Regions from separate parts of the Homo sapiens genome. Here all the other regions are linked to region 1. The links are chromatin loops, found by intact Hi-C in ENCODE. Cell type or tissue: PC-3. All regions are shown on one strand. Region 1 has its middle 3.9 kb from the start of KAT6B. Region 2 holds the start of SNORD172 (small nucleolar RNA, C/D box 172). Region 3 overlaps ADK (adenosine kinase). Region 4 overlaps KAT6B (lysine acetyltransferase 6B). Region 5 has its middle 88 kb from the start of KAT6B. Region 6 overlaps LOC124902459 (a long non-coding RNA gene). Region 7 overlaps ADK (adenosine kinase).

The links. Hi-C counts contacts between places; a loop is a spot of excess contacts. Peaks named below come from ENCODE experiments on the same cell type or tissue, not always from the same donor. Only the 100,000 strongest peaks of a DNase experiment are listed, where the experiment ranks them.
Region 2: it touches region 1 in a loop (5-fold over the local background); 30 of 110 quality-filtered maps call a loop at or near these places.
Region 3: it touches region 1 in a loop (3-fold over the local background); 38 of 110 quality-filtered maps call a loop at or near these places.
Region 4: it touches region 1 in a loop (3-fold over the local background); 19 of 110 quality-filtered maps call a loop at or near these places.
Region 5: a loop joins it to region 1, with 5 times the contacts of the local background. A loop is called at or near these places in 10 of 110 quality-filtered maps.
Region 6: it touches region 1 in a loop (9-fold over the local background); 6 of 110 quality-filtered maps call a loop at or near these places.
Region 7: a loop joins it to region 1, with 5 times the contacts of the local background. A loop is called at or near these places in 31 of 110 quality-filtered maps.

What each region holds. Positions count from the first base shown.
Region 1 is chr10:74,820,741-74,824,740 of GRCh38, reverse strand. No RefSeq gene overlaps it. Among named protein-coding and RNA genes, the nearest start is that of KAT6B, 3.9 kb to the left of the region's middle. RefSeq lists a silencer at 1-15. In PC-3, no CTCF peak of the experiment used is centred here; DNase peaks (open chromatin) are centred at 860, 2,060, 2,480 and 3,000; H3K4me3 peaks cover 2,769 bases; H3K27ac peaks cover 3,775 bases.
Region 2 is chr10:75,020,927-75,024,926 of GRCh38, reverse strand. It overlaps KAT6B (lysine acetyltransferase 6B), which reads right to left. Exons shown (of 18, transcript NM_012330.4): 15 at 3,642-3,801; 16 at 2,696-3,046. SNORD172 (small nucleolar RNA, C/D box 172) reads right to left here and starts at 3,194; the gene lies at 3,136-3,194. RefSeq lists a silencer at 2,428-2,537. In PC-3, CTCF peaks have their summits at 2,248 and 2,448 (motif pointing right); a DNase peak (open chromatin) is centred at 2,486; H3K4me3 peaks cover 629 bases; H3K27ac peaks cover 784 bases.
Region 3 is chr10:74,597,072-74,601,071 of GRCh38, reverse strand. ADK (adenosine kinase) reads right to left here. Exons shown (of 11, transcript NM_006721.4): 9 at 579-693. Among named protein-coding and RNA genes, the nearest start is that of ADK-AS1, 70 kb to the right of the region's middle. In PC-3, no CTCF peak of the experiment used is centred here; a DNase peak (open chromatin) is centred at 2,051.
Region 4 is chr10:74,922,300-74,926,299 of GRCh38, reverse strand. All of the region lies in intron 3 of KAT6B (lysine acetyltransferase 6B), which reads right to left. Among named protein-coding and RNA genes, the nearest start is that of SNORD172, 97 kb to the left of the region's middle. In PC-3, a CTCF peak has its summit at 3,552; DNase peaks (open chromatin) are centred at 1,859, 2,419 and 3,119; H3K4me3 peaks cover 2,554 bases; H3K27ac peaks cover 3,256 bases.
Region 5 is chr10:74,736,699-74,740,698 of GRCh38, reverse strand. No RefSeq gene overlaps it. Among named protein-coding and RNA genes, the nearest start is that of KAT6B, 88 kb to the left of the region's middle. RefSeq lists an enhancer at 1,289-1,378. In PC-3, CTCF peaks have their summits at 1,645 and 2,401 (motif pointing right); DNase peaks (open chromatin) are centred at 1,598 and 2,396.
Region 6 is chr10:74,751,812-74,755,811 of GRCh38, reverse strand. LOC124902459 (a long non-coding RNA gene) reads right to left here. Exons shown (of 2, transcript XR_007062201.1): 2 at 1,996-2,708. Among named protein-coding and RNA genes, the nearest start is that of KAT6B, 73 kb to the left of the region's middle. RefSeq lists an enhancer at 889-2,409. In PC-3, a CTCF peak has its summit at 2,191; a DNase peak (open chromatin) is centred at 1,861; H3K4me3 peaks cover 789 bases; H3K27ac peaks cover 2,360 bases.
Region 7 is chr10:74,263,900-74,267,899 of GRCh38, reverse strand. All of the region lies in intron 3 of ADK (adenosine kinase), which reads right to left. Among named protein-coding and RNA genes, the nearest start is that of ADK, 110 kb to the right of the region's middle. In PC-3, a CTCF peak has its summit at 1,705 (motif pointing left); DNase peaks (open chromatin) are centred at 1,709 and 3,709; H3K4me3 peaks cover 271 bases.

The DNA of each region.
Region 1 (4,000 bases):
CCTCTGGCCGCCCAGGCGAGGCCACTCTGACGCTGCCCACATGCCTCCCAGAGCTCTCTGGACTCTGAAGAGAGCGCCCCTGGTTCTTTCCGGAGGTGAATGGGATGCTGGCAAGGGAGACTTCAGAAAATAGGAAAGGTGGGCTGAGAAATGGCTCCTAGAGAGTTTGAGCACGAAGTTTCCCTCCCAGGCGCCATTTCTTTGAGAGGGGGAGGAGAACTATGGCTTTGCAAAAGAACCAAGTTTCAGGCATGGTGGCCTGGGTGGAAAACCACCTGTTGCCTGAAGTCTGTCCCTGGAGTCAGGGCCATCTTGGGCCTGGGCATGGCTATGCCGGGTGCCAGGGAGGGGAGGCCCCAGGCTTCCTGCCCTGGTTGACTCCTGCAGCCTCATGCCACTGACACTGCAGCGGCATCTTCACCTTCCCATTAGAAACCACTGTACAACTAGGTAGGTACTTTGTTAGGACAACTTATCTTCGTCCTTATCTCAGACAAAACAAGCAGCACACGCAGCCCTGTCTTCAAATGCAGACCACAACACACACTTCATTTTTTAAAGATGGTCTGCTGCTTTGGGGTGTGAGCTCCCTCTCCTCCTGAGCTTCTTGGCAGCAAGGTGAGAAAGGAACTTAGACAAAGGGCACAGAGTTGGATGAAAGGATAGAGAAAGGTCGAGGGGGAGCAGAAGAATTGTAATACTACACTACAAACTGTCACCGGTTCCATTATAAACAGTTTTTATAGGTGTTTTATTACTTGGTTGTTAGTTTTTTAAAACACAAACCTCTTTAGATTAAATCTTGGCATTCACAGGCTCAGCCCAGGGAAACAAAACACAGAGAAAACTCCAGCCATCCGCTTGGCTACTTTTGAGTTACATTACTGATAAAACAAACAGCAGGTTGGGTTTCCTCAGACTCTGTCTCAGCCTCGTTTATTTAGTATCTTCAATAGCTTGCTCAAGGCGAATTTTTACAAACCATTAGTTAGTTCATAATTCAGTGTAGTTCACTTAGGTGTTTCGAAGAGAAGGACACTTATAAGGTGTGCTTTTTTATAATGCAGGTGCTGGGATTTTTATTCTCCAAGAAGTTACTAAATAAACTTAAGAATCCTGGCCCACTCTTTATTTAGGCTTTCTGTTCTTTTTTTTTCTTATGGTCTGCCCAGATGCACTTTATTTTGTAAATTACATTTGTGACCCTCAGACTGCATTTTATCTCAAGCAATAAAAATAAACCATGCCTTAATTAAAAACAAGTTTGAAAACCCCAAATCTGTACACTCAAACTAAAGTATGTTAAAAGAAGCAGCTAAAGACAATAAAAGCCAAAAAGTCCACGTTTAAGATGCCTTCAGCCAATGAATTGTGGGTGATTTGTGAGCACCCAACACTCATTATCACTAATGTATTATTCCACAAGGATCTCCAGTGCATCAAGAAGTGAAGAGACACCTTAGAGAGAAATCGGCTATGTTTGCCTAAACCTGTGCTCTTGTAACCCCAGGAGATCAGGAATACAGAAGAGAGAAATGTCTTCATTCAACCTCTTGATATGTTTTCTTGAGATTCTGTTCTTAACAAGCATAGTTCTGTAACGGGGATGTGGCAAGGAATCCATAGCTTTCCCATTGATACTCCCCTCTAGGGTTACTTGTCCTTTGAGAAATCTGGCTCTTCAGATAAGTGGGACTGGAAAGGATAATAAGAGACACAGTCAGAGATATTTAATGCTTACTCCTAAACCGCTCTCTTATCTGTGGTATCTCAGGTCCTCTGCTGAGCTAAATAGCTCAATTAAGAAATTAACCTAGAAATAGCCTGAATTGAAAACCAAGCATGGTGCAAATTTTGCAAGCCTACTGGGCTGGAGGATTATGAATGGAGAAGCTTATCTGACCTGTCCCCCACAACCCCAAAACAGCTGCCAGCCACCACCACAGACCAGAACCACTGACTAGTTATACTGCTCCATGCAATCTACAGATCACTGGAATCAGAATGATCTGGGAATGAGTGTTTGAAAGACAGTTTCCTTGGCCCAACCCCAGAGATTCTGATTCAGTAAGTCTGAAGCGAGTCTCCCAAAAATATATTTTTAGCTCATGACTAGTCTTGAAGCTTACAGTCACTAAATTTGAGAACCACTGGCCTAGGCTAAATCTTCTTCTTCCCCAACCGAGGAAGTTACTTCTTCTGTGAGTGTCTTAGCCAAAAGGTTATAGTCCCTAGTACTGGGCTGATTTCATGATCTGACCTATTTGTCCTTGAGTTCTGAACAAGAATAATAAAGTGCAGAGGAGCTGCAGGAACCTCTGGGAACCCAGATGGTTTGATCTTTTGGGTTTGTTTACTTGCTCTGAAGCAAGTCAGACAAACAGCCTGATAAGAGGTACCACATCCACAGAGGCACTACCAAGTCCTTCTAAAGGAAATTGGGTAAGGAGGCACAGGCAAGGACGCTAAACGTATTTGTCCAGGGCCCAGCCCATGGTGAATTCTATTTACATTCAATTAGTCACTTAAAAAACATTGATCTACACCTCCCTTCCAACTGCCACATGGAATCCTCTCCCTTCATTGACTAGAAACTGACCCCACAAGGTCACAATGTCTGGTTACTTCAGTCAAGGGCAGAGGGGATGGGGGATGATCAGTCAAAGCATTAAACTGGTTAGGAAATTCTAGCTACAGCTGCCTTTATGAACAGCTGGGGTTATCTCAAATACCAGTATTCTGTACCCACATCTAATTTATGCATTCCTGCTTTAAAACCTTTAACGTCTTTTAAATGCGTTCTGGACCAAGCCTAAACCCCTTAGTCCTCTAAAGGTATGCATATCTGCACCTCACTAGTATCTCATCTCCAGCTTCCCGAGCCTGCCACTTGTCTGTGCCCAGCACACCCTGTCCTCACTGCGATGCCCTCACTCCCTGCCTTATCTGATAAAGACCTTGGCTAAGCACTCCTCCCAATTCCTGCTTGGCTGCTGCCTCCTCTGTGAAGTTTTCCTGGTTTTTGCAGGTAGCCCACAGGACTGAGAGCCTGGCTTCACTCCAGCACTGGCGCTTGTTAAGTGCTTAGCTAATATTTGTTGAATTATGGAATAAATAAAAGCATTTACCCTACTCTCTTGTCATATTTTGCCTGTTTTCCTAATTAGCTTTTCTACTGCATGGACCAGTTTGTTCATCTGTGTAACTGCCCTAGTGCCATAAAAGCTACTTAATGAAGACACACCATTCATACCTGTGGTTTGCCTCCCTGGCCACACGTAGCAATCACCTGAGGAGCTCTTGAACCAGCCTAGAGCCTAAGTCCCACGTAAGGCCAATTAAATTAGAATATTTGGGGAGAGGGGCCCTTCATCAGCATTTTTCCAAATCACCCTGTGCAGTCAGGGTGAACAACCATTGATTTATTTCTTATTTATTTATTTATCTTAAGACAGGGTCTTGTTCCTGTTGCCCATGCTGGAGTGCAGTGGCACAATCATGCCTCACTGCAGCCTCAACTTCCCAGGCTCAGGCGATCCTCCCACCTCAGCCTCCGGTTAGCTGGGACTACAGGAGTATGCCATCACACCCGGCTAATTTTTTGTATTTTTAATAGAGACAGGGTTTCACCATGTTGCCCAGGCTGGTCTTGAACTCCTGGGTTCAAACAGCCTCCAAAAGTACTGGAATTACAGGGCCCGTAATCCCAGCACTTTGGGAGGCCGCTTGAGCCCAGGAGGTCAAGACTAGCCCGACCATTGATTTCTATAAACCAGAAACATGCCTCAGCCTCAAATGAGAGATTCTGAGGAAGACAGGAGAGTGATAAGAGATTGTAGAATTAGCTAAAGATTGTTGAAGAACAAAGTTGTCGGGGATCTTTTGGTTTTTGTTTTGAGACTCAAAGGTGAGGTGGCCTTTCACTAATCATATCAATTAGTGATGTCCAAATAGTCTTAATAAAGACAGTTTTTAGCACCAGGCTATACCAAAGAAAATT
Region 2 (4,000 bases), 200 kb before region 1:
GCTCATGAGAAATTAAATGGTTGAGTCGATATGCAGTAGACATGTACTGAACGCGTGTCTGAGAATCTTACACGTGGTGACTTCTGTAATGCCTTTGTACTTAACCTTCCATTTGATGTCTAACATCCCTCTCGGGCTCCAACTACACAGGCAAGTGTTTTCCAAATAAAACAGTTGTTTACTCAAGCAGATGCTCTGAGAGGGAACATCCTAGCAGCTTGACTGGAGATTTTAAAAACTAAGCTTTGCTTTTCTAGCATATATTTTTCCAATGGTACTTGCTGGCTTCAATATTCCTCACATCACAGACATTTAAGGTCATCACAGACTCTAATGTCTTTATAAATGGTGCTGTAATTAACTAGCCACTGGGTTAACCCATTTAATACTTGAGAACTCTTGAAGGAGCACCCACTATGTGGACAGCACTGGGAAATATGATACAAGACCAGCCTACTTTTTCTCATTCCATAGGACTTCAGGGCTATGAAAAGGAAAGGAAAGGTACCTGAAGAAAGGATTACTGTTTAAAATGTTAACAAAGTCAAGTATTGGTGGCTGCTGAGATGTGAGCAACTGATAACCTGGCAAAATATTTTAATAGAAGGAATCTAAAAATGTTAAAGACATGCCAGATGTCTTATTTGTATGATATAAAAATATTTTTTTCTTTTATTTTTCTTTTTTGTAGAGACAGGGCTTTGCCATGTTGCCTAGGCTGGTCTCGAACCCCTGAGCTCAAGTGGTCCACCCGCCTTGGCCTCCCAGAGTGCTGGGATTATAGGTGTGAGCCACCGCACCTGGCCTAAAAATATTTTTTCTGTTTGCACTAAAGGTTGGCACAAATGACTGTCCATAATTGTAATTATAAAATGTTTTTCGCCCAGCAAAAAAGTTTTTAATGACACAAAATTCAAATAGAGGAATAGCAGGTAGATTTGCTGCTAAGATGTAATTGTTGCCCCCCAAATTATTGAAAATACACTGCAAAGAAGGGTTCAATATGCTTGGTTAAAAGCTAACCTTCAGGTAAACTGTATTCAATTATTATTATTATTATTTTAAAAATACTTATTTATTTTTTATAGAGACAGAGTCTTGCTTTGTTGCCCAGGCTGGTCTTGAACTCCTGAGCTCAAATGATCCTCCTGCCTCAGCTTCCCAAAGTGTGGGGATTATAGGCGTGAGCCACTGTGTCCGGCCTCCAAGAATTCTTGTGTCTTACTTTTGTTAACGCTCTGAATGCTCACTGAAGCACACACGTAGCCAGTTAATCATATTCTGTAATTAAACATTTACGGTTATTATTCCCCCCAGTCTGCCTGCCCTCTTTAATCCATGAGAATTTTCCCTAATATGAGGGAAGCCAAGGTAGAGAACTGGTTTTCTTCAGGTTGAGTCCAGTTCAGATCATGCCTTGGATGATTCTGGTTTTTGATAGTTTTAGAACAAATTTCTTTTATTATATATACAACACATGAATACACACTCCTCCTAAGAAATGGAAACATTATTCTTAAGCCTGAAGTCTACTTTGTGGGATGCTCCTTTCTACCACCTCCCCATGGAGACCCTTCCAGAAGACTGCCAGGCCTAGAAGAGCGCTGAGCTGGGAGTTAGAACAGCAAGTTCCCTAACAGATGCCACATCAGATGGCCTTGGGGCGGAGCCTTAGCTTGTATTGTGATATCTCTATCAGTCTTGGCTCTCCTCTATGTCCCAGATAGATACTGAAGACAAAGATATCAGATCTGGGTGAGCAGTTACCTAAAAACAAAGTCAATTCTTTACTTTCTGTACCATTGGAGATGATATGGTCTATCTAGAGACATCACTGGGCTACTAAGATCTGAGGAGATTCAGTAATGCGCAGTTGGCCACAAATGCAAAATATCACCATCAAAATTAAGGGCCTAAAATGCTTTCTAACAATTCTGTGCCAAGAACAAGAGAAAGAAACAGCATGAAGAGCACTGGGCTTGGAGTCTTTTTGTTCTGTTTTGAGACAGAGTTTCGCTCTTGTTGCCCAGGCTGGAGTGCAATGGTGCGATCTCGGCTTACTGCAACCTCTGCCTCCCTGGGTTCTCCTGTCTCAGCCTCCCGAGTAGCTGGGATTACAGGCGCGTACTACCGTGTCTGGCTAATTTTTTGTATTTTTAGCAGAGACGGGATTTCACCACGTTAGCCAGGCTGGTCTTGAACTCCTGACCTCAGGTGATCTGCCCACCTTGGCCTCCCAAAGTGCTGGGATTACAGGCGTGAGCCACTGCGCCCAACCCAGGCTTAGAGTCTTGAGCACGCATTTGGTTCTGCTTCCATCTCTAATGAGTCATATGACCTTAGAGAAGTCTCCTGGCCTCTAGGTCTTGGAGGGTGGTTTAAGTGCTTTCTGGGGCCCCTTTTTGTTCCCATAAACCTCAGTTACTCTACTCCTGCAGACCAGCAGGTGGCAGTGACTACTAGACTAGGAGGCTGGCCTGTCCCTGGTTTCCTGTCACCGCACTAACAAACCTGAAAAGTAAACATAATCATGACTGTGAGATAAACGATTATGATATATGATCAGCGGGACTGGGTACACATAAACTACGACTAAAGAACAGAGAGTGAAACAAATACTAATAGACAGAATGTCTGCAATGACAAATAAGATTTGATTGAACGCGACTCACAGAAAATCTAAACAGACACCTACCTTTCTCTTTATGGCAACTGACTGTGGTTTCGTCAATCTTGGGGGAGAGCTTTGAATATTTTCTTCTTCTTCTTCTTCTTCTTCCTCTTCTTCCTCCTCTTCATCCTCTTCCTCTTCTTCCTCCTCTTCTTCCTCCTCCTCGTCCTCCTCCTCCTCTTCTTCTTCACTGCTCTCTTTAGACAGCTCCAGCAGCTGCCCTCGCTCCCCTGTGACTGGCCGGCTCTCCGGGGAATGCAAATATTTATTTTTCGATTGTACTTTTGCAGGTGATTGCCTACTGTTAGCTCTAGTTGACAGGATTTCTTGTTCCTCCTTCTCCCAGCAGCTAGCTTGTTCCATTAGCCGCTCAGCCTAAGTGGGGAGGGTAAAAATGGTGGCCAGTGAGAGGGCAGTTACACAGCCAGAGCCTCTGAGGATCAATGGCAAAGTGTCTCTAAGTCGGTTCTGATCAGGACAGCCAGCCAGCCAAGCACATTCCAGCTGCATCATCTCAGGAACCTTTTGCATCAGTTAGGATAACAAATCAAAGAAGATTGGGTTTCATGGGATATTTAACAGTATTAATGATGCAGCGAATTGATTTGAGTCCTTTATCACTACATTACATGCTCACTGGCAAGGAGCACTTTAAGCAAGTTCATAAACACAAAGAATCAATTGACACTGCAGCCTTGGAGCTCAGCACCGAATTTGATCTGATTACATGCTCTCAGTAGTGAAAAATGCTGCTTTGTAATCAATGATAAATGTTTCATTTTTCATACTCAATTCAATAAAATTATCATGTCTTACCATGCAACCTCAGTTAGGATAAATTAGTGCCATATCATTTCACATGCTATCTCTACATAACCAAGCTTTTGACAACGATCTTAATGACTTTCTTAGCTTAAGAATGCTACAAGATTGAAGTTACACAACTTAGGATGATAAAGACAATCATTACCTCTTTCTCAGCTTCTCGCTCTTCTTCAGACACTGCAGCATTAGAAATTAAAATTGGGGTCCACCTCAGACTGTCTGGATCAAGTTCATTGGCTCTGGAACAGGTTTTCAGCTTTTCCATGTGGCTCAATATCAACTTTTCCCGTCTAATGATGACAAATCTGTAATGTGATAAGGCAGAACAAGATGTAATCACAAGCTGAAATTTCACTTCAGCTTCACATACGGACATATGCTAGCACTAATGTTATCTGCGTTAGGAAAAATCAGAAAGCACCTCAATGAGAGGGTACAGAACACTGGAATCCAACCAGTAAAAAAGTGTCATTTCATGTGTTATTTTTAGGAGAAAAGGTTTGA
Region 3 (4,000 bases), 220 kb after region 1:
ACTGATTGGTTTTAATCTGAATGGTACAGACAGAATTAAAACATTTATATTTTTAATAGTGGGTAGCTCCATATTAACACTATTAATCATTTTAATCAATAACATGTTTGCTTACTAGATGAAATTCCTGTTTTATGAGTGCTATAAAATAGATGGTGAAATAAAACAAAAAATGAGATTTTCTTCTTGAAGGAAAAATGGAAAATGTAACTTAGTTCTGGATTTTATTTGTTCATAATTGAGTAAATTTATTTTACTCTAGTGCAGGTATTTTATAAATGAAATGTATTCTTTTTTTCAGGAAAGATATTTCTTGATTGACAAAATCCCCAAGATAACTAAGTAAATAAATTATATCAAAGTGGTTTATTTAACTAAATGTTAATAAACTATCTTCTTGAACATGAAATCTTTTCTACTGAGATACAGGGTAGAAATATTTATTAAAATAAAATATTTCATTTTATATATATTGTATATGTATATTGTATATATTATAATAGAAAGAATACAGAATTTTTTTTTGTAATTGATTAATCTCCATAATACTAGATTCATCACACATTTCCCACATGTACCTGTAGCCATTATAGTGTCATCTCTCCCTTGGGTGAAGATCACGATTCGCTGCCTCTTTGAGTTCATCTTTGGCAGGGCTTGTGTCTTTTTGGCTATCTCTTTAATGTCTTTAGTCTATTAATAGAAGGAAGGAAAAAATTCTCATGACCAATAAAATAAAACAAAACTTTATTAGTAGATTAACAATTTAGCTTCTATTGATCAAAATAAGAGACCTGCATATCTATTAAGAGACATTAAAAATTTCTTTAACCATATACAAAAGTAAATAGAATAGCACAGTGACTTCCAAGGAACCCATCAATGATCTACACAAATTTAAAATGTATGATGAATCTTATTTCACCTATATCCTCATCCACTTGCTTTTCAAATTATTCTAAAGTAAACTCCAAGAACTATACATAATTTCATCTATAAATGTTTTAGTATATATCTTTGAAAGGTAATGATAAACATAACCACAAAACTATTATCATACTTCAAAAATTATTAACAATGACTAAGTATCAGCAAATATCCAGGCAGTTTTCAAATTCCCAATTAAAGAGAGGTTTTTATAAAGAGGAAAATTTAATTATTTTAGAGGTTTACAGAACATAATTATGCTGACTTTGGAAAAAATACAGTTCTTATAATGTCAATTTTTCAAAGGACTGATTTGAGAGAAAGAAATGCTAATCCTTTCCTACAAAGACTTAATTTTCTTTAAAAAAGATAAAGTTTAAAAAATGACAAACTAATTGTCAAACTCTGATGCTGTTTTTCACACCACATAGGCCATAAAGTTTTACTGAAATCTTTATTGAAGTTTTCTGAAATCTTGAAACCTAACCTTGAGCTAAAGGCAGAGGTTTTAGAATCATCTTTTCAACCATTTTGGATAATTTGAAAATCCATGTCTGTATTCAGTGGGCTTTTAAAACTGTCCATAGTTTTGGGCTTTGCTAACAAAACTAGTTTATTCTATCACTATGCAAAGTTTCAAATAGTTATAGAGAAAGAAACACCTATCAGAGCGGAAATATAGCTGAGTGGCATAAATAAAGTATATATAAGAGAACAAATAGAATATATGAGAGAGAACATTTAGGCAAGCAAAGCAGACAAGTCACAATGGTTTGCAATCGTTACAAACGTCACCAGAAACTGGCATTTTTAAAGGGATGACAATTAGTGGTGAAATATTTTTATATTGTTTGTTCACTCAATATTTAATAAATTCCAGATAATATATGAAGCTAAGCTTCTAATATACCTAACAGGATGACTTCTAGAGGACAGTTGTTTCTGAAAAGAATAGCCATTTGTAGTAGGACAGTGCTGCTGACTTCAAACATGCTGACTATTTCGCTTTCGGTTGCTTATTTTAGAACAGAACTAAGTCTGAACTCTGATAAGATGAGAAGAAATTCCCTCAGTTTCAGGAGACAGACTTTTAGAAATGACTAGTAACAGCTGAAAGGACCAAAAAATGCCATGCAATGTCTTCACTCACCTAAATAAGTGTACACATATAATTAAAATGACTCATGTATATTTTGGCAATTTCCTTAGCACAAATATATTTTACTACTATAGGATTTTTGCTTGTGATTAAGTACAGCTCATATTTAATAAAGATAAGAGAAAAACACATTCACTTCATCATCTTGAAAGCAGAATCTTATGAATGTACTAGATGTTCTTTAAAAGAAAGTCTTTCTTCAAGGTGATATAAGGAATAAATTAAGAATAAGATTCTGGCTGGTTATAGTGGCTCACGCCTGTAATCCCAGCACTTTGGGAGGCCGAGGAGGGCAGATCACGAGGTCGAGAGATGAAGACCATCCTGGCTAACATGGTGAAATCCCGTCTTTACTAAAAATACAAAAATTAGTTGGGCATGGTGGCACGTGTCTGTAGTCCTAGCTACTTGGGAGGGCTGAGGCAGGAGAATCGCTTGAACCCAGGAGGCAGAGGTTGCAGTGTGCAGAGATCATGCCACTGCACTGCAGCCTGGTGACAGAGCAAGACGCCATCTCAAAAAAAAAAAAAAAAAAAAAAAAAAAGGAATAAGATTCCATGGTTGCTTTCTACCAACCCTGTGAGAAGACATATTTTGTTGAGAGCTTTGGTAATTTAATCAAAGAAATGTTTCTTATGTCTCAAATTAAACCTCATAAAATGGCAATTAAAGGACAAAATAAACTTTCCAAGTACAAAACATAATTCTTCCCAGATGTATGTAAAACTTTATTTCTCCTTCTACAGTAATTCCTCTCCTCTGTCCCCAATAGGTTCTTCTCCCTTACACTTAAGCTCACACATCTTAACAAACAATGAAATTACAAGGACTTTTAGAATATGACAGGCTTGGATTTACTATTTGTATGATTTGGGGCAAGTTAATAAACCTCTCTAAGATCCATTTCCTCATCTACAAAACTAAGAAAATGTTCACATTAAAAGATTTTGAGGGATAAGTATGCTAAGATTAGTGGGCAAAAATTAAAGAAAACAGGATATTTACAGTCTCAAAGTATGTCCCCCTAAGATATTCATTACAAAAGGAAAAATCATAATGTTATAGTAGAGAAAATTGACAGACATCACCTTAAGCCAGATAGATTAGTTTAGTGATGCTAAAATTAGTGGATAAAATAGAATGTTTCCATAGCCCCAAAGTAGTATCTCCTCCAAGATATTTATTAAATACAATGGGAATTACAGAGGATAAACTAGCAAACACCACCTAAACCTAGTGATAAAGGTTTAGCATCACCAGCAATAAGAATCTGTGACACTGTGTACCTCCCTGATATGATGCACCAAGAAAGGAACATCACTTCTGTGGTTTTCCTGCCAAAAATGCCTAATCTCAATGTACATGAGAAAACATCAGACAAACTCAAATGGAAGGACATTCTACAAAATGACTGACCAATAATTTTCAAAAGTATAAAGTTCATGAACAACAAGAGTGAGGAACTGTCACAGATTAGAAGAGACTAAGGAGACATGACAAATATGCAATGTGGGATTCGATTCTGGAACAGAAAAAGGAAACTAGAGAAAAAACGGTTGAAACCAGAATAAAGCCTGTATATAGTTCAGTTATTGTAGTTTAATGTTAATTTTCTGTTATTCATTATACTTTGGTTATGTAAGATGTTAATATTAGGGTAAACTGGGTGAAGGGTATGTGGGAATTCTGTACTATTTTTGTAATTTTTCTAAGACTAAAGTTATTTTAAAATAAAAAGTTAAAAATTGTGAGGATGAAAGAAGATGAGGTAAGTGAAATAGCTTAATGCAATTTTAGCACATGCTAAGAACTTAAATATTAATTTATTTCCTCTAATTACTCTCATTTTAATACTCTCTAAAATGGTTACATACTTAGGTTGCCCCAAAATCGCTAGAAAGGGCTTCAAGAGTT
Region 4 (4,000 bases), 100 kb before region 1:
GTATTTTTAGTAGAGACGGGGTTTTGCCATGTTGGCCAAGCTGGTCTTGAACTCCTGACCTCAGGTGATCTGCCCGCCTCGGCTTCCCAAAGTGCTAGGATTATAGGCGTGAGCCACTGTGCCCGGCTGGATACAATGGTGTTTTTATTAAAATAATAACATATCCCATTTTTGACTAGTCTAAAATATCAAGTGTTTAATTTCAAAGTCAAATTCAACAATTATAGAGGATTCACAATACACATATGAGGTCTATGCATTTATGTAGGTAGGGGACAGTCACTGTTCCTGTGCATATTGGCACTGTACTGCGCAGTTATCTGTATCTTGTTTGCTGGGTCCCCTGCCCCCCACCCTGCCATGGGCTGTACGCACATGCGACACAAGCTGCATCTGTTCTGCCGACTGCTCTGGCTCCTGCACACACTCTATTTCAAGCACATAATGAGCACTCAATACATTATTTCAAGGAATGAATGGATGCCTATCAGGCACTGTATTATAAAAGAATTCCCAGTCTAGCAGAATGGAATGATGCCCAAACAATAGTGATAACACTGTTATAAGTGTTATAAGAGTTACTATTAAAGAGCTTTGAAAACACAGATAAAAGAGCAACTAATCCAGTTCAGATATCCTCCTATACATCAACTTGTATAGACAATTTTCACCCCTTAATAATTTGCTTTCACAACAAATACTCATCCAACAGAACCTATGTTTTTCTGTGAAGAAAATCTAAGCAATAAAAAGTGACTCAATTTCCAGGCATAGGTTTTACAAAATGCTTCTGGATTATGGAAAAGAAATGTTCTTATAAAGACAGACTGTAACAAAACTAATCCTAGACCAGCACAGGAAATCATCTTCACTTGTGGGGGGAAAAAGGGGGGTGGGGGTGGGGACTAGAGAGGAGGGAGAAGTATGGAATGATTATCCCACAATAAAAAAAGAAATTGGCCAGGCTCAGTGGCTCACGCCTGTAATCCCAGCACTTTTGGAGGCTGAGGTGGGCGGATCACGTGAGGTCAGGAGTTCAAGACCAGCCTGGCCAACATGGCAAAACCCTGTCTCTACTAAATAATACAAAAATTAGCCAGACGTGGTGAAGAGCACCTGTAATCCCAGCTAATTGGGAGGCTGAGGTAGGGAGAATTGCTTGAACCCGGGAGGCAGAGGTTGCAGTGAGCCGAGATCATGTCACTGCACTCCAGCCTAAGCGAGACTCCTTCTCAAAAAATAAAAAATAAATAAAAGTAAATTTACATTTTGGTTTGGATACAGAGACTAAAAGGTCTCCTCTACCACCCCATAAATTCTAGTATCAGACCTTTAAACTTTCAGATGTTAAGAATTAGTTTATTCCCCAAAGGTTCAATTAGAACACAGCTGAAAAAAAAAAAATTCAGTATAGCAAACTGACTGATTCCATGATCTGATTTCATCACCGAGCAGTAGGAAGCATTTAGCTGGTCTACAGAGAGAGAGGTGTGTGGTTCTCTTGGCTAGAAGGCACAAAATCCAACTTTCTGTTCTTTTGGCAAAAGAAGGAATGTCCAATCAGCATAGTAGGAAGTAAGTAACAGAATTTCTAATTTTACAAAGTTAGTCAATTTCATGGTTAAGAAGTGCTGTTTTGATGGTAACCTTTACATTTTTACAACCCAACTATGAGTATTAAGTAGGGAAGATCCAACTAAGATAGTTATTTCAGGGGTAACGTCCCTTTCTCTCAAAGTTAAAACTCTTAATATAATTCACTTGGCTTGTAACATGGTATTTAGTCATTCTCATTCTTTGAATTGTTGCCTAATGCAAGCTTTCATTTGGATACACCACTCCCGTTGATGTTTATAGGACTGCCTTGCTATTAACCTCTAACCCAATTAGTCACCAAACTGACAGCATGCATTGCTATTTGGAAGCCAACTGCTTATGAAGGAATTTTTTTTTAGAATCTGAACAAAATGAGCCGTATTATGGCCACTTTATTTATAGTTTTTAACGAAGTATTCCAGGATATCTACAGTGACAAACTCAGGGTAAAAGCAAATCAGGTCCTTTGTGTGCACTGGGCCAGGGAGTGAGGGCTATTTTAAATAAAAATATGTTTTAAAAATTTAAAGGTGTAATCCACCTTCTACCATGGCCATCTCTCCCCTTTACTTCTGTTACCTCTGTTTATCTCAGTGATAGATAACTCCATCCTTCCAGTTATTCAGGCCAATAACCTTGAAGTCTTCTCTTTTTCTAACACTCTGCATCAAGTTCATCAACAAATTCTGCGGGCTCTACTTCAAAATACATCCAGAATCTGTCCTCTTCTCACACTCTCCACCATTACCACTGGCCTAAACCATCATATCTCTTGCTTGTTTTGTGGCAATACCCTCCCAGCTGCCACCTTGGTGCCGCCTACAGCTTATTCTCAACACAGCAGCAGGAAACAGCTTGTTAAAACGTTAAGTCAAATCATGTGCCTCCTCTGTTCAAAACCCTGCAAAGGCATCCATCACTCTCAGCAAAGCCAGAGGCCTGACCTGTGCTGAGACCTTCCTCCCATCTGCTCTCACCTCTTACTACTTGACGACTCTCCCCTCTCTCTCCACGCCAGCCACACTGGCCTCTTATCTGTTTCTCAGACATGTCAAGGGCTCTTTGCACTTGCTGTTCCCTCCATCTAGAACACTCCTTCTCCATGCCTGGAATGCTCCCTCACTTCCCTCAGAAGTCAAGTTAAATGTCACTTTCTTAGAGAGGTCTTTCCTCATCAAACTATTTAAAAAAGCAATGCCTCCCCATCCCATCACTCCTTAATTCCCTTACTCTGCTTTATTTTTCTCCATAGCATTTCTCACAGCTGACATGCTATATACTCACTTACATTATTTGTCTCTTCCCATTAGGATGTAAATGAATTTCATGAGGGCAGAGACTTGTCTGTTTTGCTCCCTGCTGTGTCCCCAGTGCCTACAACAGTGCCTGACATACACCAGGTGCTCAAGAAATAGTGGCTGAATTAATGAATAAATAAATGAATGAATACTAGACTTCCTCCCTTCTACTTCTCCTACTCCTTTTCTATACTACTTCTAATAATAGAATTGTTTGCCCATGACTCATTGATAAAGTTGTCTTGCATTTACTTCTCTAAGATCTATTTCAAACTAACTTATCCTGAGCCCACACCCAATAAATAAACAAGAACTTAAGAAACCAGCTTACTTACCTTCTAACTAAACATTAGGTGCTTGAATCTTTCCAATAACCTCTACCTGTTTCTAAGGGCCTATAATTTCTTCTGCCACAGTGTATAATTCAGCCAGTGTTTCTCAATCCTCAGGCATTCCCAGACCATCCACGGCAATTTTGCTTCATCTGTGTATCACCTGTGCTATTATTTTCTTAACAAGTTTTAAACCTGGCTCACTTTTATTCTTTAAAAAAAAATATGACTACAGAAATGAAGTGTTTGTTCATGAACCACCACTGGAGGTTACATATACCAAACTCTGGATTCACTTGAGCCAAAAAGTTTACCATGGGGCCTGTAATACCTTTAGGATGTAAAACAAACACACATACATACACACACATCCTTTTGCTTAACGCTATGTAAGTTAAAAACTGAAGTCACATTAGAATCAGATCATCTATGGACTCAAAATATATCATGAAGAAATGTCTAAATTCCTAGTCAGATTAATTCAGGCCATCAACACTAAGTTCCTAAAGAAAAAACCTGCCCAATTATCTGCTGGGTCCTTTGTAAAATATTACCTGCTAAAATGCTCTGGTAAAGAGCACACTGGTATGCTTTTCTAGAAAAGTTCTTTTTTTCTGATCACTATTCCATCTACCTAGCCATCTTTCTTCTTTTTTTCCTTTCTTTTAGGAGAGGATTGGTTGGGATGAAGGGCTCCTGGAGGGCACTTCCTAAATTTGACAGGTTTCTTTATAACAGCAATTTTGCAGTTGTTTTCTAGAGCTTTATCAAATT
Region 5 (4,000 bases), 84 kb after region 1:
TAAACTGGAAACTTTCCGTTATTTCTCTATTTTATGTAGCATTGGAATTGTTTCATTCTTACTCCTTAACAATCACATTAAATTATAATGTTCAAACTAGAAGACTCGAACTGAGAAAAGGCCCCAGTTGTCCTACATCTCAAACCTTTGAAAGAATTTATGGAAATGGGATAGAATGGAGGTTTACACAACAAGACACCAGATGACAAGACATGACTTTCTTGTTTTGGTCCTGTCCCCTCAAAGGGGACCAGCGGCCTTGTATGTTCACTTCTTGAAAGGACTGACTTTTTTCCCAGGGAGGAAAAGTGTGCCCTCATCTTCCAGCTGTTTGATACTCCTGGCGAGTGCAGGACTGGACTGATGCTGCGAGGCAGGGGATAACGGATTGGCTTTGTACAAGGTAGGTAGAAAACTCCAGTGACAGCAAGCTGAGGGCAAAACACAGCACCATTACTGTTCCCGTCTCACAGAACCTGCAGATAGCCGACACAAATAAGAGCTCCATATCTCCCACTTGTCTTCAGCCTTTGTGTCTTTCTGAATTTCTATAACTATAGCTGAATCTGTCAGGCCAGTTCCATGTCCACGGCAGAGTGCAACATCAGGGCCAACATGTGAGCCCCAAAGTCCTGATTCTGTGATCTAATATAATACCTCCCATCATGTTTTTATTTATATCCCTAAATGTGTCTTCCAATTTTTTTTTTTTCAAGACCAGTTCTCACTCTGTCGCCCAGGCTGGAGTGCAGTGGTGCAATCTTGGCTCACTGCGACCTCTGCCTCTGGGGTTCAACCAATCCTCCTGCCTCAGCCCCCAGAGTAGCTGAGGTTACAGGTGTACACCACCACGCCTGGCTAATTTTTGTATTTTTTGCAGAGACGGGGTTTAGCCATGTTGGCCAGGCTGGTCTTGAACCTCTGGGCTCAAGTGATCTGTCTCCCTCAGCCTTCCAAAGTGCTGGAATTACAGATGTGAGCCACCGTGCCCAGCCCCAACTTTAAAATTTAAGAATCATTCCTCTTACTTATCTGAGAACCTTTTAAGTACATGGGGTCTCTACTTGCAAGCAGCTCATATATTAGTTTTCTATTGCTGTGTAACAGATTGCCACAAACTTAGTAGCTTAAAACAGCACCCATTTATTATCTCACAGTTCTACACGCACAAACGATTTTTATAAATAGAGACAGGTTGCCCAGGCTGGTTTCAAACTCCTGACCTCAAGTTACTCCCCCGCTTTGTCCTCCCAAAATGTGGGGGTTACAGACGTGAGCCACCGCGCCTGGCCTCTCACAGTTCTGTAGTCAGAAGTCTGGTGGGTGGGCTTGGCAAGGTACTGTCCTTAGGGTCTCTAAATGCTGAAATCAAGGTGGCAGCAGGGCTTTGTTACTTCCTGGAGGCTCTGGGAAGGAAACTGCTAACAAGCTTATTCAGGCTGTTGGTCAAATTCAGCTCCTTGTGGTGCTAGGGCTGAGGTCCCGTTTCCTTTCTGTTGGCCTTGAGCCTCTTGAGGTTTCCTGTGCGCCTGGTCACGTTGCCCCTTCACCTTCAAAGCCAGCAAAGGCTCACTAACTCCTTCTCAAGCGTTGAATCTCTCTGACTTCTGCCTTATCTCTCCTGCCTCCTGCAGGAGAAAGTTCTCTGCTTTTAAAGGCTCACATGATTAGACTGGGCTCACTGGATCACCCAGAATAATCTCTGTATTTTAAGAACTGTCACCTTAATTACATCTGCAATGGCCCTTTTGCATGTTACATAATGTACTTACAGGTTGCAGGGATTGGGACATGGATCTTTGTGGGACCATTATGCCTGTCAGAGCTTTTATCTCTTTGTTTTCCATATAGAATATTTTAGGATAATTTTTTTCCCTTTATGTTTTTATTTTATTTTTGAGACAGGATTTCCCTCTGTCACCCATCTGGAGTGCAGTGGTGCAATCACGGCTCACTGCAACCTCTTCCTTATCACGGCTCACTGCAACCTCTTCCTTCCAAGCTCAAGAGACCCTCCCACCTCAGCCTCCCAAGGAGCTAGGACTAATACAGGCACATGCCACCACGCCTGGCTAATTTTTGTATTTTTTGTAGAGATGGGGTCTCCCTATGTTGCCCAGGCTAGTCTTGAATTCCTGGGCTCAAGCAATCCTCCAGCCAAAGTGTTGGGATTACTGGCATGAGCCAACTTGCCTGGCCAATTTTTTCCATTTAAGAGGAAATAGAAGACAGCTCCATCCTTTTGGAAAAAATGAACTGCCAGACACCATCAGGCCCCAAATTCACACAGCCATCATGCATTCAGCCTCTAACCATAAGTCCTTGATTCTGGCCTCAAACTCAGTAAAATTCATTTGTGCATTTAAGACTTGAGGCAGCCAAATTTTGACACACCATTAGGTGGCACTTGATTAGAAAGCTTGCTTCTGTCTGAACTTTCTCAAGGCAGCAATCCGACAAGAGGGCAAGGAAACTCTGAGGTCAAGGGCAGAGTAGGGCTGAGGTTCTTAGTGATTATGGGGAAGTCCTCACAGGCAAAAACTGTCCAAGACTTGAAAGTAATTTGTACATTCAAGTTGACTTTAGAGAACTTAAATATTACTTAGCAACTGTAAATAGACTATTTAAAAGCTTTTACACATGATATTTTAAGAAAGCATGGCATCAGCTGGGCATGGTGGCTCACACCTGTAATCCCAGAACTTTGGGAGGCTGAGGCGGATCGATTGCCCGAGGTCAGGAGATCGAGACCAGCTTGGCCAACATGGTGAACCCCGTCTCTACTAAACATACAAAAAATTAGCTGGGCATGGTGGCAGGTGCGTGTAATCCCAGCTACTAGGGAGGCTGAGGCAGGACAATTGCTTGAACCCGGAAGGCAGAGGTTGCAGTTAGCTGAGATCTCTAGCCTGGGCAACAAGAGCGAAACTCCGTCTCAAAAAAAAAAAAAAAAAAAAAAGCATGGCATCAAAAAAATCACTGTGTGTGTGTGTGTGTGTGTGTGTGTGTGTGTGTGTGTGTGTGTGTATTTTTTTTTTTTTTTTTTTGAGACAGAGTCTTGATCTGTTGCCCAGTCTGGAGGGTACTGGTGCAATCACAGCTCACTGCAGCCTCAACCTCCTGGGCTCAGGTGATCCTCCCACTTCAGCCTCCTGAGTAGCTGGGACTACAGGCGCATGCCACCACATCTGGCTAATTTTTGTATTTTTTGTAGAGACAGTGTTTCACCATGTTGCCTGGGCTGGTCTTGAACTCCTGGGCTCAAGCAATTCACCTGTCTCGGCCTCCCACAGTGCTGTGATTACAGGTGTGAGCCACCATGCCTGGCCACCACATTTGTCCTATGTTTAAAATGAGCAAATATTCAGGCCGGACATGGTGGCTCATGCCTGTAATCCCAGCACTTTGGGAGGCTGAAGCGGGTGGATCATCTGAGGTCAGAAGTTCGAGACCAGCCTGACCAACATGGAGAAACCCCATCTCTACTAAAAATGCAAAAGTAGCCTGGTGTGGTGGCACATGCCTGTAATCCCAGCTACTCAGGAGACTGAGGCAGGAGAATTGCTTGAACCCAGGAGACGGAGGTTGCAGTGAGCCGAGATTGCACCATTTCACTCTAGCCTGGGTGACAGAGTGAGACTCCGTCTCAAAAAAAAAAAAGGCTATTATGGAGATTCATGCACGAGTTTATTTCTGAGTATGCACATATGTTTTTATTTCTTCTGAGCCGATATGGAAAGGTGGAATTTCTGGGTTAGATGGCAACTCCACATTTAGCTTTCTGAGGAACCGCTCAACTGTTTGCCAAAGTGGCTGCACCATTTTACATGATCAACACATACGTAATTTTAAAAATGGCTTCATTAACATGTGATTGACATACAATAAAATGCACATATATTAAGTGTATGATTTGGTAAGTTTTGGCTTATGAATACACTCATAAAACCATCACCACAATCACTTCAAAGTCATCTATCACTCCAAAAATTTTCCTTGT
Region 6 (4,000 bases), 69 kb after region 1:
AAGATGCCTTATTAATAAATATTGTTGATTCATTAACATTGAATTAAGTCAACCGCACTATAGCTCTTGCCTGAACAAAGTTCATCTAACACATGTATTTTCTCCGGAAGGTGCATCACAGTCTTTCTGCACTTAGGATCGCTAGACAGCACTTCAGCCGTGCACGTGGGGACCATTTTACACAGCACCATCCCCAAGAAAAAGGACAAAAATATGAAAAACCTGGCACTAAATGGACTGTGAAAAGGACATTTCTTCACAAAATGACAGTTGAAACAGGAAGTCAGAGCGTTGCCTTGTTCAGCCTCTGCTAGAAATGTGCTTGTCGGTTGACTCAAATTTTTTGCCGCTCTGTGCATGTTGGTGAATATCTGCAAAAGGACTGTGGGTCGGGCGCAGTGATTCATGCCTATAATCTCAGCACTCTGAGAGGCCGAGGCGAGAGGATTGATTGAGGCCAGGGGTTCAAGACCAGCCTGGTCAATGTAGTAAGATTACATCTCCACAAAAAATAAAAAACTAGCTGGGCCTGTTGGCATAAGCCTGTAATCCCTGCTTCTCCAGAGGCTGATGAGGTAGAATCCCTTGAGCTCAGGAGTTTGAGGCTGCAGTGAGCTATGACTGCATCACTGCACTCCAGCCTGGGACACAGAGCAAGACCCTGTCTGAACAAATTAAAATAAATAAATAAATAGGGCATGGTGGCTTATGCCTGTAATCCCAACACTGTGGGAGGCTGAGGCAGGAGGATTATTTAAGCCCTGGAGTCTGAGACTAGCTTGGACAATGTAGTGAGACCTCTACTCTATAAAACATAAAAATAAAAAATAAAATAAATAATAGCCAGTTTGAAAAATGCTTACCCAGTAAGGGAATTATTATCTTATCTCACACAATTTTGGGGGTTATCGTCTCATATTATTTTTGAGGTTGCCTCATTGACTTGCACTGCTTGAGGTTGCAAAACTACTGAAGAAGTGGGCTACTGGTAGGATTCTTGCTGGTGACGCTGACAGGCTGCTGGGAATCAGTGTGTACGGGAGCTGGCTGTGCAATCTCTTCCCAGCTCTACATTCTGGGCCTACCTTCTGGGTAGTTTGAAATTGGCCATGGTGGGTGTATTTACACCACAGAAATCTGCAAATGCCTCAAGTCAGGGCTTTTTCTTGGAAGAACTGGTGGTTAAACCGTAACCAGCACGCCATTGCCGTGAGCTCTATTTATAGATGCTGAATCAATGACTTCATAACCCAAGAAAGGAACGCTCATACAGCCAGAGACCCTTCTAACCTCTCCTTGCACGAGTCTTCATGCCTTATATCACTTGTTTGGATACTGCATTTCTTCGGCTCTTAAGATATGTAACCCCAGCTCTAAAAGCTTAAATTTGATGGCTTCCTGCATGCTTCCTAGGACCACACAACTATTACAGCTATAGAAATAAAATCTGACTGAGTCTGGGCCCTCTAAGCTTTGTTCAGTGACCTGAAGGTCACTCCATGTTCCACAGCCCCTACCCCCAACCTCCAAGCTAGCACGCATCCCCCTGCAGCACCCAGAGCCGGGTCCTCATGTAAACTTTCATCACCTCTTTTTTTCTGTTTAGGGTCCAGACAAGGGTTTCTTTTGCAGACAAGTCCCCTGGCCTCCCAGCCTGGGGTGCAGGCACCCGTCTGCCCCGCCTGCAGGTCTCCTTGAGCCGGGTAAGTCACTGCAGCCCGTTCCTTCAACACCTGGCAGCAGCATGCGGACAAAGAACTCATGCTGTTGTGCTGAGCCTGGTGATTCAGGCTGTAAAACTGCAGGCCAAGTTGTTAAACCCAGATTCAGGTAGACAGCCAAGCAGGGCCAAGGCTGCCCTGCATCTGGGTTTTGGCAGACAGAGCAGTTTCCCCATCTGTGGGGGCCTTGGTGTGGCCTTTCCCTCCAGGAGGCAATGTCGGTATAATTTATTGGGCCATAATTGTTGAAAGGAGCAGTCCTTCAGGCCATTCATTCAGGCCAAAAATATTTCTTTATTGAGCGTTCCCAGTGTTCTCAGCCTTGTGCTATGTGGTGGGGGTGGGGTGTGTGTGTTGGGGAAGTCACGAAAGAGACCAAATCCCACTCGTTCTGCAGCAACGGAGTGGCAATGGCAAGCAGGGCTTGCTACACACCCCGCGCAGAGGCGGCAAGTCCTGCTGGAGAGTCTCAAAGGAAGAGCTCCTCCAGTGGCCTTGAATTTTGCCAGGTTTTGCAGGACGAGTGGGATTTAGTCCATGAAGAGTCCGGCAAGGGCACCGCCCCTGGGGAATCAAAGCACAGGATGGGTGGGGAAGGGCCCAGGCTCGCCCAGGGAGTGGTGAGTCCTATGTGTGGACAGGCAGGGCCCTGGAGAAGGTCTCCTGAGAGACAAGCTGGAGATGTGGCACGGCCACCTGGGAGAGGACTCTTCAATGACAGGATAGAGTTTGGACTTTGTTCTGTAAGATACAAGGGACCTCACTGAAAGTTTTTGAGGAGAGGAGTGGCATGACCCGCTCCATGTCACACGAAGGCAAGCTGGTGTTTCCACTCTCAACGCGAGAGGAGTTTTCTCCAAGAGGAGCATAGCGATGTGCTGCCGATATCAGGCCGGGGGGTGTGAATGAAGGAAGAGGGTTGGGTGTGTGTTCAAGAGCATCTCTTTTGTACTCACCGGGTTGTTTCCATTGTCCTGCTGCCACCATCTGTAGGAGATGTCAGAGATAACAGTGTGATTCCTAATAATCATTGTAGCAATGATAATAGTAACCACAAAAATAATCAGTATAGGTGAATTGTATTAAGTAATCTCTATGTGCTAGGCCCTGAGCTAAATACACCACATGAATGATTGTGTAAAATACTTACGTCAACCCTATGAAGTAGACATTATTATTTTCCCCATTTTACAGATGAGAAAAACCAAAGCACAGAGAAGTAAGTGCACTTGTGCAATGTCACACAGCCAGGGAATGGAAAAGGGAAGGCAACAACCCAGCATTGTCTGACTCCAGAGCCTGAGCTCTGTTCCCCTCCACTATAGCCCTTTCTGAGATGCAGCACTTCCTCTAGAAAGCACTCTCCAGTGTATCTGGGCAGGATGGGCAGTGGGAGGCTGGATGTCAACCTGGGGAGGTGGTTTAGTAAGGGGTTGGAGGACTGTGTCCAGAGGGTGCTGAAGAAGCCCTTGGGCTTGTCCACCCAGCCCTGGGGTTCCACTTACGTTACTTCCTTGGCTTCTACAGGTATTTGATGTTGAGACCCTATCAACACATGCTTCCCTGGCCAGGCACGGTGGCTCACGCCTGTAACCCCAGCATGCTGGGAGGCTGAGGCAGGCAGATCACCTGAGGTCAGAAGTTCGAGATCAGCCTGGCCAACATAGTGAAACCCCATCTCTACTAAAACTACAAAAATTAGCCGGGCATTGTGGCAGGTGCCTGTAATCCCAGCTACTTGGGAGGCTGTGGCAGGAGAATTGCTTGAGCCTGGAGACGGAGGTTGCAGTGGGCTGAGATTGCACCATTGCACTTCAGCCTGGGTGACAGAGCGAGACTCTGTCTCAAAACAAAAATAAAGCAAAACACATGCTTCCCTGACTACTCACAGGTGAAGTGAAGGTGGGAGGGATAAAGCAGATGGATCACAGCAACAAGACCCAGGAAGATCCGGTCAATTGATGAGCATCTAGTGAAAGTTTAATAGGAATAATGCAAAATCTTGTAATGGTCCATGAAATCACCACACTGTACTAGTGTGGACACAGGGGTACGGCTTAATACTAATGTGATGCCAAAAAAAAAAAAGAAAAAAGAAAAGGAAACAAACACTTAACTTTTGGTTGATGAAAATCTCAATATGAATCAACAGTGTTATATGAATATCAAAAAAAAGCTGTGACTGGCACTTTGGGAGGCCGAGGTGGGAGGACACATGAGGTCAGGAGTTCGAGGCCAGCCCGGCCAACATGGTGAAACCCTGTCTCTACTAAAAATAC
Region 7 (4,000 bases), 560 kb after region 1:
ACTCTATCTCCAGTTGCAGAGTAGATATGGAACCCAAACAAGCCAAAGAGGCCTAATATGACATAATCCTACACCTGTTTTTAGAGCCACTAAAACAGACAGACAGACACACACACACACACACACACACACACACACACACACAAATAAGGATATAAGCCAATAGCTGATGGCAGTACCCTACCTCTAGAAGATGAGGTGAAGAGGGTCCAAATAAAATTATTTGAACCTCTGCATCAAGCTTCACCTAAAATCAGCCATACCAACATCTTTTTAGATATGTGATCCAATAATTTCCATTTACTTAAGCCAGTATGAGTTAGGGTTTCTGTCACCTGCACGATACACATATCAACAAAAATTTAATGGTGTAACTCATCTCCAGAAATCAAATAATGCACTTAATTATTCCCAATCTGGAATCTTAAAAAAAAATGTAACAGGAATCAAGGAATCATCTTCAATACAGTCATTCCTCAGTATCTTTGAGGGATCCAGGACCCAACTTGGATACCAAAATGCACACATACTAAAGTACCACAGTTGGCCCTGTTGAACCCATAGATCCAAAAAGTTGGCCCTTCTCTCCATATACACAACTTTCACATTCCTTGAATACTGTATTTTCCATCCATTTTTGCTTGTAGATGCCAAACCAACCCATATAGAGGGCCAACTGTATTTACTGGAAAAAAACTAATATAAGTAGGTGCATGCAGTTCAAACCTGTGCTGTTTGAGGGTCAACTGTATTTGCATATAACCTGCATACATCCTCCCCAAACTTTAAATCATCTCTAGATTACTAACAATATCTAATACAATGGAAATGTATGTAAACTTTTGTCATATTGTTTAGGGAATATTGACAAGGAAAAATGTGTACATGCTCTGTACACAGGCAATTTCTTTTTCCCTAATATTTTCTTTCCACGGTTTAATCCACCAATGTGGAACCCATGGATATGTATTTCAAAAAAATTCAGTGGAATTGTACATTGACCTAGGAAAAGGCCACTAAAGCTTATTAAAACACCAAGTTCCTTCTGATTATATAATTTCAATATGAAAATTTCAATTATCTTTTTTAATATGAATTTTAAATGAAAATACCTTTTTATATACAACCTTTAAAATTAGAAAGAAATGAACTATTACTTTTAAAACACAGTTTATTTGGTGGACAAACTTCTTTACAATGCAAATTCCAGAAAATTTTTCAAAATGATCACTGGAGAAGAAAATATCAAGAACTATAATATACTATGGGTTATACTCAATAAGACAATTCGCTCATTTACTATACAAGCAGTGCCTTTTTTTTTCTTCTTTTTTTCTTTTTTTTGAAGCAGAGTCCTGCTCTGTCACCCAGGCTGGAGTGCAGTGGCGCGATCTCCGATCACAGCAACCTCTCCTTCCCCGGTTCAAGCAATTCTCTGCCTCAGCCTCCTGAGTAGCTGGGATTACAGGTGCCCGCCACCACGCCAGGCTAATTTTTGTATTTTTAGTAGAGACGGGGTTTCATCATGTTGGCCGGGCTGGTCTTGAATTGCTGACCTCGTGATCCACCCACCTCGGCCTCCCAAGGTGCTGAGATTACAGGCGTGAGCCACTGTGCCCGGCCGCCTTTCGATCTTTCTATTCTGAGGTTACTGAGCCTCCAGAGACTTCAAATAAGCAGTCTAAGACTAATGGCACCACCTAGCGTCCTGTACTGGTCACTATCTGACTCACTGTCTTCTACTTCCTTTTGCTGCTGGACATAGGCTAGTCTTCTTCTATTGCTGTTTTTCTTTAGTAATCCTTCCAAAAGTCATTTATGTCTCATTTATATATACATACACATCAACACATCATCCTTAAGTCTCCTTCTCTCATCCCTCTCTCTGCAATTGTCCCATTACTTTAGGAACAACTATTTAGTATGCCCTTGATCTTTCCCAGGTACTTGGTCCTTAACCTATATTATCATCACAAGCACTTTATAAACCTAATAGAACCTCTACTCACATGCCCTAGATCCCCTAAATCTCAGATAATTGAACAGGTACTGCAAATCTAAAACCAATTTGCCTGATTACTACCCATATGACCCATATACTTTTTTAAAAAAATATTTTCATACAATGGCCAAACTACAAATCCAATTTATAAAAATTGGTGGTAAATGAATCAGTTATATCTCAAAAGAAAACAAATGGCATTAAAAGTGAAAATTAGATTTTAAGTGAGGCTCAATTCACCACTTGAAAGTGTATAGAAGTTCTGACTTTGATAAAGTGATTGTTTTTCACTCTTTTGTAATTAAGTTGCGCTTTTCTCAAATATCATCACAGAAAAAAATGTTATTGTTCACATCTGCTGGTTATAATATCATTTTCTAGGCCAGGCACGGTGGCTCACGCCTGTAATCTCAGCCAGCACTTTTGGAGGCCAAGGCAGGTGGATCACGAGGTCAGGAGATTGAGACCATCTTGGCCAACATGGTGAAACCCCGTCTCTACTAAAATAAAAACAATTAGCTGGGCGTGGTGGTGCGCACCTGTAGTCCTAGCTACTCAGGAGGCTGAAGCAGGGGAATCGCTTGAACCCAGGAAGCAGAGGTTGCAGTGAGCTGAGATTGTACCACTGCACTCCAGCCTGGTGACAGAGCAAGACTCCGTCTCAAAAAAAAAAAAAAATTGTAGTATTTTATATTATAAATTCCAATATTATAGCTTATCATCAGCTAAATCAATTTTGGGAAGAGGGCTTGGACCTAAATTATCACTGTTATTTTCATTTTAAGAAAATTTGGCCAGGTGTGGTTGCTCACAACTGTAATCCCAGCACTTTGGAAAGCCAAGGCAGGAGAATCATTTGATGTTCAAGACCAGTCTACCCAACAAAGCAAGACCCTGTCTCTACAAAAAATAAAGAAAAAAATAGGTACTTTGACAAAAAGGAAAATTCAACTGAAACATTGGTATAGGGACAAATAGACCAATGGAACAGAATTAGAACCCAGAAATTGACCCCCATGCAAACAAAAAACTATTAAGGCAATGAAGTTTTCAGAAAATTATACAAAGATAATTGGTTATCCATATGCAAAAAAACTCAAGTCTCCAACTCTACCTCACACCATACACAAAAATTACATACTACCAGATGAAAGATCTACCTCTGCAAAGCACATATGGGAAACTCTGACCTTAGAGTAGGAAGTAATTTCTTAAATAAGGCATAAGAAGATAAAGCATTTTTAAAAATTGATAATGTGATTACATTTCATTTTAAAACTTGTGTGAGGCAAAAGACACCACAAAATGAAAGACAAGTCACATACTAGGCACAGATATATGGCAAATATAATCAAAGAATTTGTATCCATAAAATACAAAAAAAACTCATGCAAATCAGTAATTTAAAATATCTCAAAAGAAAAAATGAGTAAAGGACATTAAGAGGCAATCACAAGATGAGAACTGTAAAAGGTAAACACATGTATAAGAAAAAAGGCTCAGCCTCACTATATATTTTCAAAATTCAATTAAAACCACAATGAGATACAGTTCACACCTACAAAACAGAAATTAGAATTTCTGTTTATACCAATTCTTAGCAAGACAATTGAGAAAGGGAATGCTCAGATACCACTGGAAAGAACAACTCAGCAACATCTACTGAAGTGCAACATGTGCAAGCCCAGTGACACAACAATTCCACACACAGGTATAAACCCCAAGGAGCACTAGCCTATAAAACTTTTTATGATAATGGAATGATTCCATATCCACAATATCCAATACATTACTCACTAGTTACATGTGGCTATTAAACACTTTAAATGTTGCTAGTGTAACTGAGGAACTGAGTTAATTTTAATTAATTGAAATTTAAACATCCACATATTTAAAATACAGTCCTCAAGAATCTTTCACATATGCATAAACAGATCAGTACAAGAACCTTAAACACAGTAGTGTTTCTAATACTGAAAAACCTGTAATTCCTCAACC